Regions from separate parts of the Mus musculus genome. Here region 1 is linked to region 2. The links are chromatin contacts, found by Hi-C or POLR2A ChIA-PET in ENCODE. All regions are on one chromosome and are shown on one strand. The core of a region is the stretch at or near the end of the contact, and the rest is flanking DNA. Distances in the headings are between cores, read along the strand shown.

The links. Hi-C counts contacts between places; a loop is a spot of excess contacts on that map. ChIA-PET counts read pairs that join two places held with the same protein, here RNA polymerase II (POLR2A).
Region 1: a loop to region 2 is called in a map of heart, with 1.8 times the contacts of the local background. The contact joins the promoter of Nt5c2 here to the enhancer-like site in region 2. A Hi-C loop is called at or near these places in 6 of 37 maps with a recorded cell type or tissue (T-helper 17 cell, T-helper 2 cell, gastrocnemius and 2 more). POLR2A ChIA-PET finds 5 or more read pairs at or near these places in 2 of 5 experiments (Patski and embryonic stem cell).

Annotation. Positions count from the first base shown.
Region 1 is chr19:46,958,955-46,966,301 of GRCm38, reverse strand. It overlaps Nt5c2 (5'-nucleotidase, cytosolic II), which reads left to right and starts at 3,994. Exons shown (of 18, transcript NM_029810.5): 1 at 3,994-4,030.
Region 2 is chr19:46,922,966-46,929,979 of GRCm38, reverse strand. It overlaps Nt5c2 (5'-nucleotidase, cytosolic II), which reads left to right. Exons shown (of 18, transcript NM_029810.5): 3 at 5,645-5,718. Among named protein-coding and RNA genes, the nearest start is that of Nt5c2, 36 kb to the left of the region's middle. Within about 2 kb of position 2,844, at least 1 of the 3 ENCODE cell types and tissues checked has a DNase peak (open chromatin) inside an H3K27ac peak, as active enhancers do; it is heart, where a contact is called at or near this core.

The sequences.
Region 1 (7,347 bases), core at 2,745-5,244, 35 kb before region 2:
TATAGCACTTGTATTTTTAAAGTATTAATTAGATACAATGATGATTTAAATGAAAATGCTCCCACGGACTCCTAGGAAGTGACATTACTTGGGAAGGATTGGGAGGTGTGGCCTTGTCAGAGTTTGTGCGGCCTTGTTGGAGGAAGTGTGTCACAGGGAGTGGGCTTTGGTGTTTTCAAATGCTCAAACCAGGCCCAGTGTCACTTTTTCTTCCTGTCTGCTGCCTGTGGTCTAGATGTAGAATTCTCGGCTCTTTCTCCAGCAACCATGTTTGCCTGCCATGTTTGTCACCATGCTTCCTGCCACGGTGATCATGGACCAAACCTCTGACCTGTAAGCCAGTTCCAATGAAATGTTGTCCTTTATAAGAGTTGCCATGATCATGGTGTCTCTTCACAGTAATAGAAACCCCAACTAAGAGAGAGGGAGAGATAGGACAGCCATGTGAGTATTTCAGCAAGAAGTTTGGTGCTAGACCATCTAAGGCCACAGTGGAGTGGCTTTTTAGACCAAACAGTGCCTAAATTCTTCAAGTAATATCAGAGTAGAGATACTGAATAAGCCCCTCATGATTCCTTAGCTTCATTAGTCCTCTGATAGAATCAGCTTAGCTTGGCAGGAGTTCAAGGTTGACCACATAGGAATTTAAGGCCAGTCTGAGTTATGTGATATTTTCTCTCAAAAGACATGTATGTGTGTCTCTATGTGTATATGTGTATGTGCATATATATATGGACTGACATATGTGTGTGTGTATATACTGTACATATATGTGATTTATGTTAGTACATATAGATCAAGATCATTTTGTGTGTGGATATCTTGCCTGCATTTATGTCTGTGCATTGCATATGTGCTTGTTGTTGTAAGAAAAGAGGACACTGGATCTTCTGGAACTAAAGATGGTTGTGACTAGCCATGTTGGTGCTGGGATTCAAACCTGGGTCCTCTGGAAGAGCATCCAGTGCTCTTGACCACTGAGCCATCTTTCCAGGCACTATATTTTATATACTTTTTAATATAAAATATACTTCAGTTGGATGGTGGTGGCAAATGCTTTTAAGTACTTGGGAGGCAGAGGCAGGTGAATCTATGAATTCGAGGCCAGCCTGGTCTACAGAGCGTGTTCTAGGATAGTCAGGGTTACACAGAGAAACCCTGTCTCAAAAAATTATATAGTACTGTATTTAAATGGTTATACATCCAACTTCATATGTGTATTTAAGTGTATGGGTTTGTAACCCTCTGTGTGCATATAAATGTGTAGGTGTGCAGACCTGTGTGAGTGTGCACACCTGTCTGTACACGTGTGTGCTTATGTAAGTGTGTGGGTGTTGAAAATCTGTGTGTGTGTGTGTTTATGAATGTTGGGTGCCCAGGGAGGCCAGAAGAATGCCAGATTCCCTGGAACTGGAGTTGCAGACAGCTGTGAGCTCCCGTGTAGATGCTGAGAACCAGATCTCAGTCCACTAGAAGAGCAGCAAGTGCTCCTAACTGCTGAGCCATCCCTCCACCTTCTATCAACTAAAATAAAGTTTTTTCTTAAGTGTGTATTCGTGTTTTGCCTACATGCATGAGAGGGAGGGTCACATCCCCTGAAACTGAAGGTAAAGTCAGTCAGCTGGGAGATCAGTCAGTGCTCTTAACTGCTGAGCCATCTGTGTAGCCCCTCGTAGCAAACGTTTTGAGATAGGGGTCTCTCGCTGAACGGGGCTAACTGATTGGCTAGCCTGGCTGGCAGGAGCCCAGGGGTCCTGTTCTCACCTCTTGGTCTTGGGATGATAGGCTGCATAGAGCCATGCTGGCTTCGTGTGGATGCCAGAGAGTGGAACTCAGACCCGGTGCCTCGGCCTCTCAGATTTCTCAATTATAAAAGTAACACAATGTAGGAAAATTTGTGAAGAAGTATAAAGAAAAGCCAGACGTGGTGGCTCATGCTTATAATTGTAGTTGAGACAGGAGGATTCTCATGAGTTTGAAGCTAACCTGTTCTACAGAGACTCAAACAGGAAAAGGAAAAATAAGAATAAAAAGATACCTAACTCTTGTCACTGAAAGCAAACCCATTATTAACATACCCTGTTGTTACTTCTCTGTAGTCTCTGTGTGCACTCTCCTTTTTTCCTGTCAAATGTACACAGCCCCCTACCAGTCCCCCGCCCCCCCCCCCCAGACAGGGTTTCTCTGTGTAGCCCTGGCTGTTCTGGCATTCACTCTGTAGACCAGGCTGGCCTGGAACTCAGAAATCCGCCTGCCTCTGCTTCCCAAGTGCTGGGATTAAAGGCGTGCGCCACCACGCCCGGCCCCGTACCAGTCTTTAGTCACAGAACTGGGCATTTATTTACTTATTTTGAGACAGGGTCTTATTTGGTAGCCCTGGCTGGCCCAGAACTTGCTCTGTAGATCAGGCTGGCCCTGAATTCAGAGATCCACCTGCCTCTGCCTCCTGAGAGGAATTCAAGGTAAGCTTTAACCACTCCAGGCCTACCTACAAAACCAGGCTTTCTAGAAACATACTTGGCTTAAAGGTGGTATTAAGCTAACTGCAAACTGGCTTACATGCCATTTTTCCCATGTTGAAAAGCCTAATAGGTGAAAAGCCTAATAGGGGCTTATCCTCAGCTGACCTAGGCAGGGTGAAAGGCACAGGAGGGTAAGTAGAAGCTGTTAGCAGAGCCCTCCTGTTTTCAAAAACACCCTGTGGTTCAGGTTGACTGCAAGTGTAATGAGTCAGTAGTATGTCTGCCAAGAACTTTCTTCTCTTTTTCATTTTCTTCTCCTTCCTCCTCTTTCTTCCTTGTTCCCCCCCCCCCCCTCACCATTGCTTCCTCTCCCTTTTTTCTTTCTTTCATTATGTTGCTCAGGTTAACTTCAAATTCTGGGCTCACGTAATCCTCTTGCCTTAGTCCTAGCATCTCCAGAAGCTAGGACTCCCGGCAAGCTACCATACTTAGTGTTCACTGAGAACTTTACTGCACAAATGCAAGGCGCTGTTACAAAGTGGAAGCCATAGTCCTCCTTGATTATGATGGTACTACAAAACTTGGCTTAGTCTTGGATGATACCATCTAAAGGAAATCAAAATCAAATCAGCCAAATGCCTGAGAGAAAGACAAAGATCCTCAGAATTAGGACAGAGGAAAAACAATGGGAGGGATCAAATATCCCCAACTCGGGAAGATCTTGGGCAAAGTCCAAGGTCGAAGAACCAGTAGATCAGTTGCTTTTCCGAGGCTCCCAGGACTAGAATTTGGTCTTTGCGATGAATTCCAGAGCTGCCCAGACTAAGGAATGCAGTGTTCTGGACATAGTGGGTGGGCTGTCTTGTAGTGAAGTACGGTAACGGGTGTCAGTGTATTCAACTACTATTTATTGTTTGCTAGGATCCAGAACTAAGCCTGGAGTCTGTATTGTTTCATTCTATCAATAATATCTCGGATAAATCAACTGTGTGTAGTCAGGTTCCTTGGTTGGTTCCCTGGGTAAGTAGTGAAACTAGGATTTGAACTCATTCTGATAAACCCCAAAGCTGGTCCCTATGATTATCATGGAGTTGAGTTCAAGGTCTTCCAGGGAGACCCTCTGGTTCGTTTGTCTAGGAGTAAGCTGCTAGGAGTAAGGGACACACTCTTCCCACCTTAGGGAAAGCCTCTCGCAGAGTAGGCGTGGTCACCTAAGGTAGGGGCGGGGCAGCCAGGAGTGTGCTGAGGGGAGCAGGCAAAAAGCCAAGAGGTGGTTATTCCTAGGAAATGGATAGGTTGTTAACGTGCATCACCCTCGGAGTTTAGCAGCTCTGGGAGTTCTGTGGTGGGAAGTTCCCCGAGCCCTGTGAGGGGCCCTGAGACAGGACCGCCCGCCAGGGAGCATCGCCGCGGCCGGCTTCTGCGGCGGAGCCCGGGTAAGGAACAGAGCGCCGGTCCCTGGCCGGGCGCGAGCTGGGGGCGGTGCCGGGGCGGCGGGGGCGGGGAGGGCGCGCGCCGAGGCGGCTGCGGCAGTTGCGCGCTAGGATTGCTGCCGTGCGGTGCGGCCGGTGAGTGCGGCGGCACCCGCGGCGGGCGGGAGGGGGCTTGGAGCGGGCGGGCGGCGAGCGAGCAGGCTGGGGAGGATGCGCGGCCCAGCGCGCGACCCAGCGGCCCCCGCCGTCCGCCCGGCGTCCCTTTCCTCAGGGCTCCCTACCCCGGCCCAGATCTGCCCGCGCGCCCGCGGCCTCAGCGCCCCGGCGTGGCGCACGCCCCCGGCCCGGGCGCCCCCGGCCCGCCGCAGCCCCTTCCCCGCGCGGCGGCGACGCCCCCGGCCCACGTCATGCTCGCGCCATTGTTTCCCAGCGTCCGCTAGCTGGGACCCCGCCTTTCTCGCGGAGTGGGCGGGCAGGCGCCGCTCTCGGTTCCCCTGGTCTCTCTGGGCTGGCAGCCTGGCCTCAGTTCTCGTGAGGCGGGTGCGGGGCTCCCCTCATGGGCTGCGAGCCTGGCAGGGTTTGGATCTGCCCGCGGAATGGCCCACGAGCCAGTTTTGTGGTGCGCAGTACTTCCTGGAAAGCTCACATCAATTGCAAGTCTCGCCTAAAGACGTTTGGAGGCGGTTTGTCCCTCGCCTTTTTTTTTCTGGGGCCCCCGAAGCCCTGCAGGGCGAGATGCAGAAGTGGGGCCTGTTACAAGAACAGCGTTTTGAGCGGTTGGCTTTGCCTGGCCGCAGCCTTTAAAAGCATTAGATGAAGGTTTGTGTCGGATTTGTTTCACAGCCTCGGTAGTCGAGGGCTGTGCTCTAATAGAGCACTCTGAAATGACTAGTCACTCAACACGGTTGCGTGTTCCCCACCACTTCTCTGCGCCCCCCCCCCCCCCGCACATTGTTTCATAATGACCGTAGACCTATAATTTTTCTTAAGGGATGCAAATTCCTTTGGCCGTCATGTGTAGGGGGAGGATGTTAAAACGGTGCCATTTATCGTAGACGTAGTGAGTACAGAAAGACTTCAGGTCTTTCACATAGTCACCTTAGCATTTTCCATCAATGGCTAAGAATGTAAGAGAAGACATCAGGGCTTAGAGGTTCAGTTTAACAAACCAGCTGGTTAAAAATTGCAATAAAATCGTTGCGGGTGCTCGTAGTGGCAAGGTGGTTATGCTGGGCTGTTGATACAAGGATTGATGCTTCCCGGCTTGCTTCCGAAGAGCATTTCCATTACAATATGAACCTGTTTGTAGGCCTCGAACAGGCTCTGTACCCTAGTGGCCTCGAACTTGGGATCTTTCTCTTCCAGGTCCCTAACAGATATTAATAGGCTTGTTCCACCATGCCTGAGCTTGAAAAACTGGTTTAAGCTTCACTCTTACCAAAAAAATGAACAAAAAGCCAAATTCAGTACTATTGGTTGTTGCATTATTCTCAGCCAGCATTAATCTGTAAAATAAGATGCCCTTCAAGGTTCTGTCGTATGAAACAGTACAGTCATCAGAAGCGTTTGGTAAATATGAGTACTCAGAGTGCCTGCTGGCCTTACTAGATGACATACGTCTTCCTGAAGAGAGCCAGGTTATGGGGGACTCAGCTGTATGAGGAAATTGGTGTCTCAAACATGGTATTTAGAAAAAGTTGATGTTTATGTTACTGCGTTTCACTATGCATCCCAGGTTATCCTAAAAATTCTTCAGTTTTCTGAGTACTGTGCACACATTTCTTGGCCTGTGTCTATAAACTGTAGGTTCTCAGTTTGGTGTGGTGGTTCACTGGAGACGCAGGGTCAGGTGACAAGCCTGGTCTAGGTAGCAAGTTCAGGACAGCCAGAACTACTAGAGACTCTGTCTCAAAACAAAACAACAAACAAAACAAAAACAAAAAATAGTTTTTAAAAAGTGTACAGGATCTCTCTACTGGGGACTGAACTAGGGACTAAGCTTAGGCTAGGCAAAGCAGTCTACTATTGAACTACGTTCAGGCCTTTTTTATTTTGAGGAAGAGCCTTTTTAAGCTGCTCATTTTGGGTTCCTCTTCCAAGGGCCTAGCACCCACCCGCGCACCTTGAATTGGCCGTGTAGCTTAGGCGGGGCTCTAATTTGGGATCGTCCTACCTCAGCTCTCCAAAGCGCTGGGATTGTAGGCATGTGCCACCATGCTTGCCTGGGCTTGAGAAAAAGGGGGTGGGCGGGGGTGCTTTACTGCTTCACTCTTTCCAAAAAGCAAAACAAAAACCAACCTGCTGACATCTTACCAAGAGATTTACTTATGTTTTACTTTTTTGTTTTCTAGCTTTTTTGCGATAAGGTCTCAGACATTTTGTGCTCTGGGCTGGTCCCAGAGACCTGCATAGCTTGGATTGCAAAGTGAGCCACTACGGGTGACCTCAAATGTAGGTTTTTACTTAGTGATGATTGCTGAGTACACACTGCTACTGGACTTGATCTTATTTTCATTTTTGGATGCTTTATACCAGGCCTTTATGCAGGATAGCAGGCAGTGCGGGCACACATGCTTTCAGGAAGTGTTTGTTGATGTGATGTTTTTAGCTTTTGTGACAGCATCTACTAACATGAGATGCTGACTATCACAAGGCATATGCTAAGTGACAAGTGAGTAGTGAAAGCTGTACTTCCAGCCAGGAGACAGCTTACGGACAGTTTAAGGGCAGTAGTACCAGACGAAGCTAGTAACAGATGTTCTGGTAAGCTCTTTACAACATAATGTGACTTGGATTCTTTGGAGCTAGAGCAAAATGAATAAAAGGAACCCCTACCACCCCTTTAAAAATAATATGTGGGAGGGGAGGTGTTTTTTTTTTTTTAGGTTCAAACCTGAGGATGTTAATTTCCTTACATGAAGTTGATAACAAATTATCATGGAGTACTAAAATTTTGTCATTGGACCATTACATATTTTTTATGTTATATTCATTCATATTTTATGTGTTGAGTGTTTTGCCTGCATGTATGTACACCATTTGTGTGCCTGGTGTCTATCAGGATCCAAAGAGGGCATTGTATTTCCTGGAACTGGAGCTACAGATGGTTGTGAGCCACCATGTGAGAGCTGGGACTTGAACTCCGGTCTCCTGAAGAGCAACCAATGTGCTTAATCTCTGAGCTATCTCTTCAGCCATACCAAGTCGTAAGGGGCTAAGGATGGGGAGTCTCACTAAATCTTAAACTGGCTTGGAACTCAGTAGTTCAGGCTGGCCTCCAGCTTGCAGTTCTCTTGCTTCAGCCTCTTAGGGCTGGGATTATAGGTGAGGGCCAACACGTCTTGTTTTATATAACTTTATTGATTGAAATTTGATTGCATTCTCTAGAGATTGGTTGCAAAAGTTTGTGGAAAATAACTAGCAATAAAACAACAAAAATCCAATAGCAGTAA
Region 2 (7,014 bases), core at 1,595-4,094:
CACATCTTTGAATCCAGCACTCGGGTGGCAGAGACAGGAGGATCTCTAAGTTTGAGGCCAGCCTGGTCCACAAAGTGAGTTCCTGTACAGCCAGGGCCAAACAGAGAACCATGTCTTGAAAAACAAACAAACAAATAATCAATCTACATTAGAGCATGATTTTTTTCCTGTTTTTGTCTCATTCTGTAGCCCTGACAGTTAACCTTTTTATTTTTTAAAGATTTATTTATTATTATATCTAAGTACACTGTAGCTGTCTTCAGATGCATCAGAAGAGGGCATCAGATCTCATTACGGATGGTTGTGAGCCACCATGTGGTTGCTGGGATTTGAACTCAGGACCTTTGGAAGAGCAGTTGGTGCTCTTAACCACTGAGCCATCGAGCCAGCCCCCAGGCAGTTATCTTGCCTCGACCTAAGTGACATTTGCAGACATGACACTAATTTATTATAGTTCATAATTTGAGTTTACGTACTCAGATGCATTTGGAGTAGTTTCCTGCTAGCAGCTTGAATGCACCACCGCAGCTGCTTACAGTGAAAATAGACGACCAAGAGCATTTTACAGTCCTCTCACTTGTTGTTGCAGTAACTGTTGTTGGGCACTTGGCCAGGAAACTGTGACTCCTAAGCAAAGGGAGGAGTTACAGATGCAGTTCACCATTGCCAGAGAAATTCTATTCCAAATGGATTTGTGTGGAGCAACAGTGATATCCAATGACAAGTTAAATTAGACACAGAGGTGTTTTCTCCCACACTGTCTCAGAAGATACATGGTGTGAGGGGGCCTGGCTCGGGCTAAACAGTCTTTTAGAAATTAGGTTAACATCACACACACTCAAAAATTGTTTTAGGGATTTTAAGAAGAATCTTGTTATGTGACTTCAGAAACTACTTTACCCAGATAGTTTCAGTTTGCCAAACGGAAACCAGTGACAGATGAGGTAATTTTGCTTTGAATTATAGTCAGATCCAAACCAGAGGTTTGCTGTTTACAGAATTTCAAATATAATAAGTTGCATGTTTATGTTAAATCTTAGACTCTTAGATCCCTATTCTTAAAGCACATTGTAGTAATGGTTTTATTTCTTGCAGCTAATATCTGTACCTGAATGGAATTTTGCCTTACTGCTGTGGGATTTGATAGTAAATATTGCTAAAGGTGTTTTTACTGGAGTCTGTGTTTAGTTTTACAATGTTCCTGTGTATGTATCTCCTAGAAATTGTGAGTGTCAGCTCACAGCTCTTATCTGTGGGAATTCTGGATGATAGTTGGATTTATGATTCTGATTTATAATTGGATGCCTAGTTTAGCCATAACATTTTGGGTGATAATTACATGTTTTAAAGCATGCTTTTAATTTTTACAGATATGTTTATGCTCTTGAACATAGGTGAAATTATTCTGCTAGTTAATAGTTTAGTAAGACCATAGTAAGCTGGCACGGGCAGATCTGCAGAAAGGTCCTGGTATTTGTAGAGAAATTTGATTTTTCCCAAGTATGTAAATTTATTTGTTTTGAAATATGTGGGTCAGTGAGCTTGCTTTTCCGTTAATATCTTGTAGTTGACACAATATCTTACACTTCATTTAATTTGTAAACTCGGTGGGGAATGGCCATTAGTCTCAAGCTGAGAGATAAGTGTCTGTTGAAGTCTGTCCTGAGATATGTGAGGTCAGGGTTACATTTTCTCCTGTGCCAAAGGTTTCTCGTTCAGCCTTGGGTATTTGTGTATTTGTAAAGCTTAGCACATACATGCAGGAACTGTGTTTGGCTTAGTTCTCTGTAACAGTTGTTCCTTTGCTTATTACAGCTTAGCTTACACAGCAAATTAGATTTCATTTCTGTATACCTCCTTCTATGTTCATAGTTTATGTTAGGGAAAGAAAAGGAAAGCTGAGACTATAGGTGAGGTTTTCACATAAAGATCACCACAGAAGTGAGGGCATAGGAGTGATGCTCTCTTAAGTTTAGGAGGTGATTCTACGATTTAGAGTACTTGCTTTGAATGAAAAGGAAAGGATATTTGATGCAAGTTTCTCAAATGTATTTTTCCTAATTAAAATGTTTTATTAATATATTGTGTGTTCATGTTTGCGTGCAAATGTTTGTATGTGGGAACTCATGCCACCGCAGGCACTTGGAGAGGTCAAAGGACAACTGAGCGAGTGAGTTCTCTTCTTTGATGGTCCTAAGACTGAACTCAAGTCTCCATGCTTGGCAGCAAGAACTTTTACCCACTTGCCAGATCTTATTTTCTAATCTTAAGGACATACAAAGTTTTGTAGCTCTGACTATTCCCAAAGGATATTCTGTGATATTTGTCACAAAATGAGATGTGTATTCTAGCACACATCGGTAAATGTGTTGATGGAGTAGATAATGTGATTAGTCAACTCAGAGAGGAGTGAGACATGTGACTTGATGGATATTTAGCCATGGTTATTTTGGCAAAAATAGATTTTCTTATTCCTGAAATATGTTATTCCCAGCATTAGCAAGGGTACCCTGCTCTTGCTGTCTTTTCAAAATGTGTCTACTTTGAAAGATTTCCGTGGCTATGCAGGTGCAGCCTTTTTTTCCTCCCCTGACCAAGAAAAGAGCTTTGCTTTGCGACATTTCTTTTATGTTAGTGTCTTCCCTGCTACTTCAGCTGCATCTAAAGCCAGCTAACATCTGTTTTCTATCAAAATTGAAACTGCTTTTTAAAAATTACGTTGTTCTGGACCTATTTCTTAAGATGTGTGACGTGGAAGAGCAATCTTCCTCATCCCCTTGCTGCCTGTGTTAGCTGAGGTATTTTAGGCACATCAGCTGTTACAGCTCTGAGCAGGGCTTCATCCAGTTGGCCCCTTGTCTCTTGAAAAGCCTCAGCTGTAGTAGCTTTCGGTTTTTAGAGTTAGAACCATTATTTTGTGTCTTTCTCCTGTGTTGTTTTCAAAAGGATTTATGTAGGCGGGGATTGTCAGTCATCAGGTAGATTTTGCTCTCCGTGAAAAAGCAGGGTAAAACCTGAGGGGAGGATCACTGTGGTATTTGGAGCTAAGTAGCTGTGTGTGTGTGTGTGTGTGTGTAGCAGTTGTTGCTTTGTGATGTTTGCTTTTCTAGCACCTCAAACTACTAGAAACAAAGAACTAAAACAGAAAGGTTAGGGGAGGCGCCACTTTTCCTCTAGGTTCTTTTTTTTTTTTTTTTTCAGCTGACAAGATTTTCTCTTTCCTTTCTCTTACAATGCTTAAGTCAAGATAATGATGTTCCAAAAACTAGGTTTTTTAAAAAAGTTACTTACATTCCTGCCGTTGCTCCCCTCACCCCCCAACCCCCGTGGTTCCCTATCCCATCCCTCCTCCTCCTTGCCTCTGAGAGGGTGCTCCCCTCCCACCTAGCCTCCCTTCCCTTGGGCCTCAAGTCTCACGAGAGTTAGGTACATCTTCTTCCACAGAGGCCACACCAAGCACTCCTGTGCTATCTGTGTGCCCATGTATGCTGCCTGGTTGGTGGCTCAGTGTCTGGGAGCTTCCTGGGAGCTGGCTAATTTAAGACTGCTGGTCTTCCTATGGGGTCACCCTCCTCTTCAGCTTCTTCAAGCCGTCCCCTAATTCAACTATAGGGGTCCTAATAGTTGTGTGTAAGTATCTGTGTTTGTCTCAGTCAGCTGCGGGTAGAGCCTCAGAGGACAGCCATGCTAGGCTCTTGTCTTCAATTTCTTCTCCATTTTTGTCCCTGCAGTTCTTTTAGACAGGATCAGTTCTGGGTCAGAAATTTTGACTGTGGGTTAGTAACCCTGAGACAGAATTTCTCTGTGTAAGCTTGGTTGACCTGGAACTGACTATGTAGATCAGTGTGACTTCAAGTTCACATGAGGTCTGCTTGCCTCTGCTGGGTTAACAGGTGTTTGCCACACCTGCCCCTTACCTCCTCAAGGTTCAAGGGGAGTATAAAAATTTTATGTAATACTTCTTTCAGAATCTAACAGACTTACTGAGCTTACTGTGTGTGGGAGCAGTGAAATCCATGAGATGCAAATGGTTTTCATAGAAAATAAATGATAGTGTTTCATCTTCAATTGAATTATTTTAAGCAATTCTTTGGGAATGCATTCTTTAAAACTGTCCATTTTACTATAATTTGTAACACAAAGAAGTCTATAAAGTTTTTAAAGTGTGTGTGTGTGTATGTGAGAGAGAGAGAGAGACAGACACAGATACAGACACAGACACAGAGACACAGACAGGGTCACTATGTAGTTGAGGATCACCTTAAACTTCTGCCCACCCTGCCTCCACCTGGGGTTATAGGTGTATGCTCCATGCTTGGTTTTATGTAATGCTTGAGACTGAACCAAGGGCATTGTATATGCTAAGCTCCTTAGACCTTGGAGGTTTTTGTTTTTTTTTTTTTTTTTTTTTTTTTTTTAGTTTTAGACAGGGCTGCACCATGTATGGCCCAGCCTGGCTTGAGCATGAGGTTGGCCTGCCTCAGCCTGTTCCTTCACACCTGACTTACTTCCCTTATTATTTGTTTATTTGCTTGGGCTTTTGTTTTCTTTTGAGACAGGGTCTATTTGTGTAGCTCAGGCTGGCCTGGAACTCATGTAGCCAGCCCAGGCTGGCTTGTGATTTGTGATCCTCCTGCCTTAGACTCCCCACTGCTGGGATTACAGGAACGTGCTGTCACATCTAGCTTTATTTTTTGTTATGTTACAAAGTTTGGCTTTTAATTCCTGGCTTTGAATTTGCTACTCCTGCCTTAGCTAGCCTCCTCATTACTTCAGCATGGGCCTGCCTTACCACTGGATCAAGCTGTTAGTAGTCTCCAAGCAAGCAAATAGCAGAAAAGAAAACCCAATTGAAAAAAAATAGGCAGTTTATATGTCTTAGGAAGACATGTAAATTGCCAACAGATACATGAAAAAGTATTTAAAATCACAGATCATCTAATCTAAGAGGTTCAAATTAATATCACAATTAGATATACAAAAGTTTGGCATAAATTGTTATATCCACAGTGGAAAATGGCACCAAGTTTCCCAAAGAAATCAAAGTAATAAAAGTACCCAAAGAAAATGAGATCACCCACCTTGCCCACTACTCTCCAGTGTTCATTGCATCGTTACTAATCACAGCATTCATCCATAGATGTAGGGTAAATTTGAACTCTCTAAACATATCAGAGGAACATTTTTTAGCTTTCAAAGGGAGATTCTACCATTTGCAACCACTTACATGAACTTAGATGACATTGTACTGAGTAAATACATCAAATACAGGATTATACTGCATAGTATCACTTGCATTTGAAACTTAAGAAAAAAAGTTTCATTGTATGTGTGAGATACATAACTACAGTTATCTAGGAGCTGTTTGTCCAAGGCTTGACAGTACAGTGTGAGCACAGGTAATAATGAGCTGGTGTATTAGAAAGGCAAGGGAGGGAGGGAGACTTACCTGCATGGCATGTTTAAGTTGCTTGGTCCCTAGTCACTGTGATGTAATATCAATTCATCATGTTAAACACCGTAAATATATACAATAATATAATGTCAGTTGGGAAAATAAAATAAACGACAGTATAAAGAATAGTAAAATAGCTTCATTAAACTTGAATGTTGATCAAGATATGATTTTCTTATTCTTTTATAGGGTGTTTGTGAACCGAAGTTTAGCCATGGAAAAAATAAAGTGTTTTGGTTTTGATATGGATTATACCCTAGCCGGTAAGTAGTGACTTTTGACTTCTTAAGAACTTCTGAGCTTGATGCAACAGTGGGTCCACAGGAAGTTCAGTGGTCACTTGTTCATGGAATCATTGATTTGGCTTCAAGAAGCTCTTATCGGGTTGTTTTTCCATTGAGATTGTGAACATTGAAGTTACCCAGTATTCTTGAGAGTTGGTTCCTGAGCTTGTACAGATAATTAGAAAAAGTCGTAACTTACTTTAAAATTCTTGTAAAAACCCTTTTTACTAAAATTATAGATTAATGAATACATTAATGTGTATACTTGGGCATTTTGGCTCTAATTCTTTTAAGCTGTTTTTTAAAAATAGAAAAAAACTTTTTCTGACAGATGTCACACTATGCTCTAAGCTGACCTGGAACTCACTCATGCAGGCTGACCTGGAACTTGCATGGATCTTTCCCATCTGCTTCCCAAATGCTAGGATAACAGGCATGTGTCACAGTACCCAGCTTAAAGATGAGATTGTGGGTTTCTCACTCTGCCATAAAGTTAATAGTTTAGTATTGTGGGACTGGGAGAGTGTAAGCGCTTGGAGTTCAGGCATGAGCCACCACACTCAGCCACCACACTCAGCAACTTTTTTTTTTTTTTTTACCCCCAAACATTTTCATGGTTGTTCACTTGTGGTGCTAGGAGTCAAGCCTTGAACCTTGATCATGCCAGGCACATGCTTTCCTACTGAACTATATCCCCAGTTTCATAATGGTTTACTCTTTTCTAAAAGAAGATTTGTTTTATTTTTAATTGTGTGTACACGTGTGTGTGTGTGTGTGTGTGTGTGTGTGTGTGTGTTATCTGTATGGGTGTATGAATGTAGGTGGCCACCAGAAAAGGGCATCCGACCCCAGAGCTGGAGTTAGTGATGGTGGTAAAACTCCTGCATGGGCACTGGGAATGGAATTCAGGCCGTCTGAAAGAGCAGTGCATGCTCTTACCTGCTCAATTATCTCCCTAGCCCATGGGTACTTTACTTGAGGACTGATAGGACCTGTGTTCATTTTCTATACAAAAGGCTTTCTTTAGACTAGAGGTGTTAGCTTTGCTCCTTGTTACAGACTTCTTGAAAGCCCAGCATTGTGCTCATTCTTCCCTTCTGTCTCTGAGATAGAGTTGAAATAGCCAGTTGTGTCAGTCTGTAGCACACTGCTTCAGAACTGAAAACATTGGCAGCATTGGCAGGGTGGTCTGTAGCTTAAGAGTAGTAGGTTTGAGTGATGAGGGTGAGCACATGTGTTACACATACAGCTGCAGTTACAATACTCTGGAAAAAG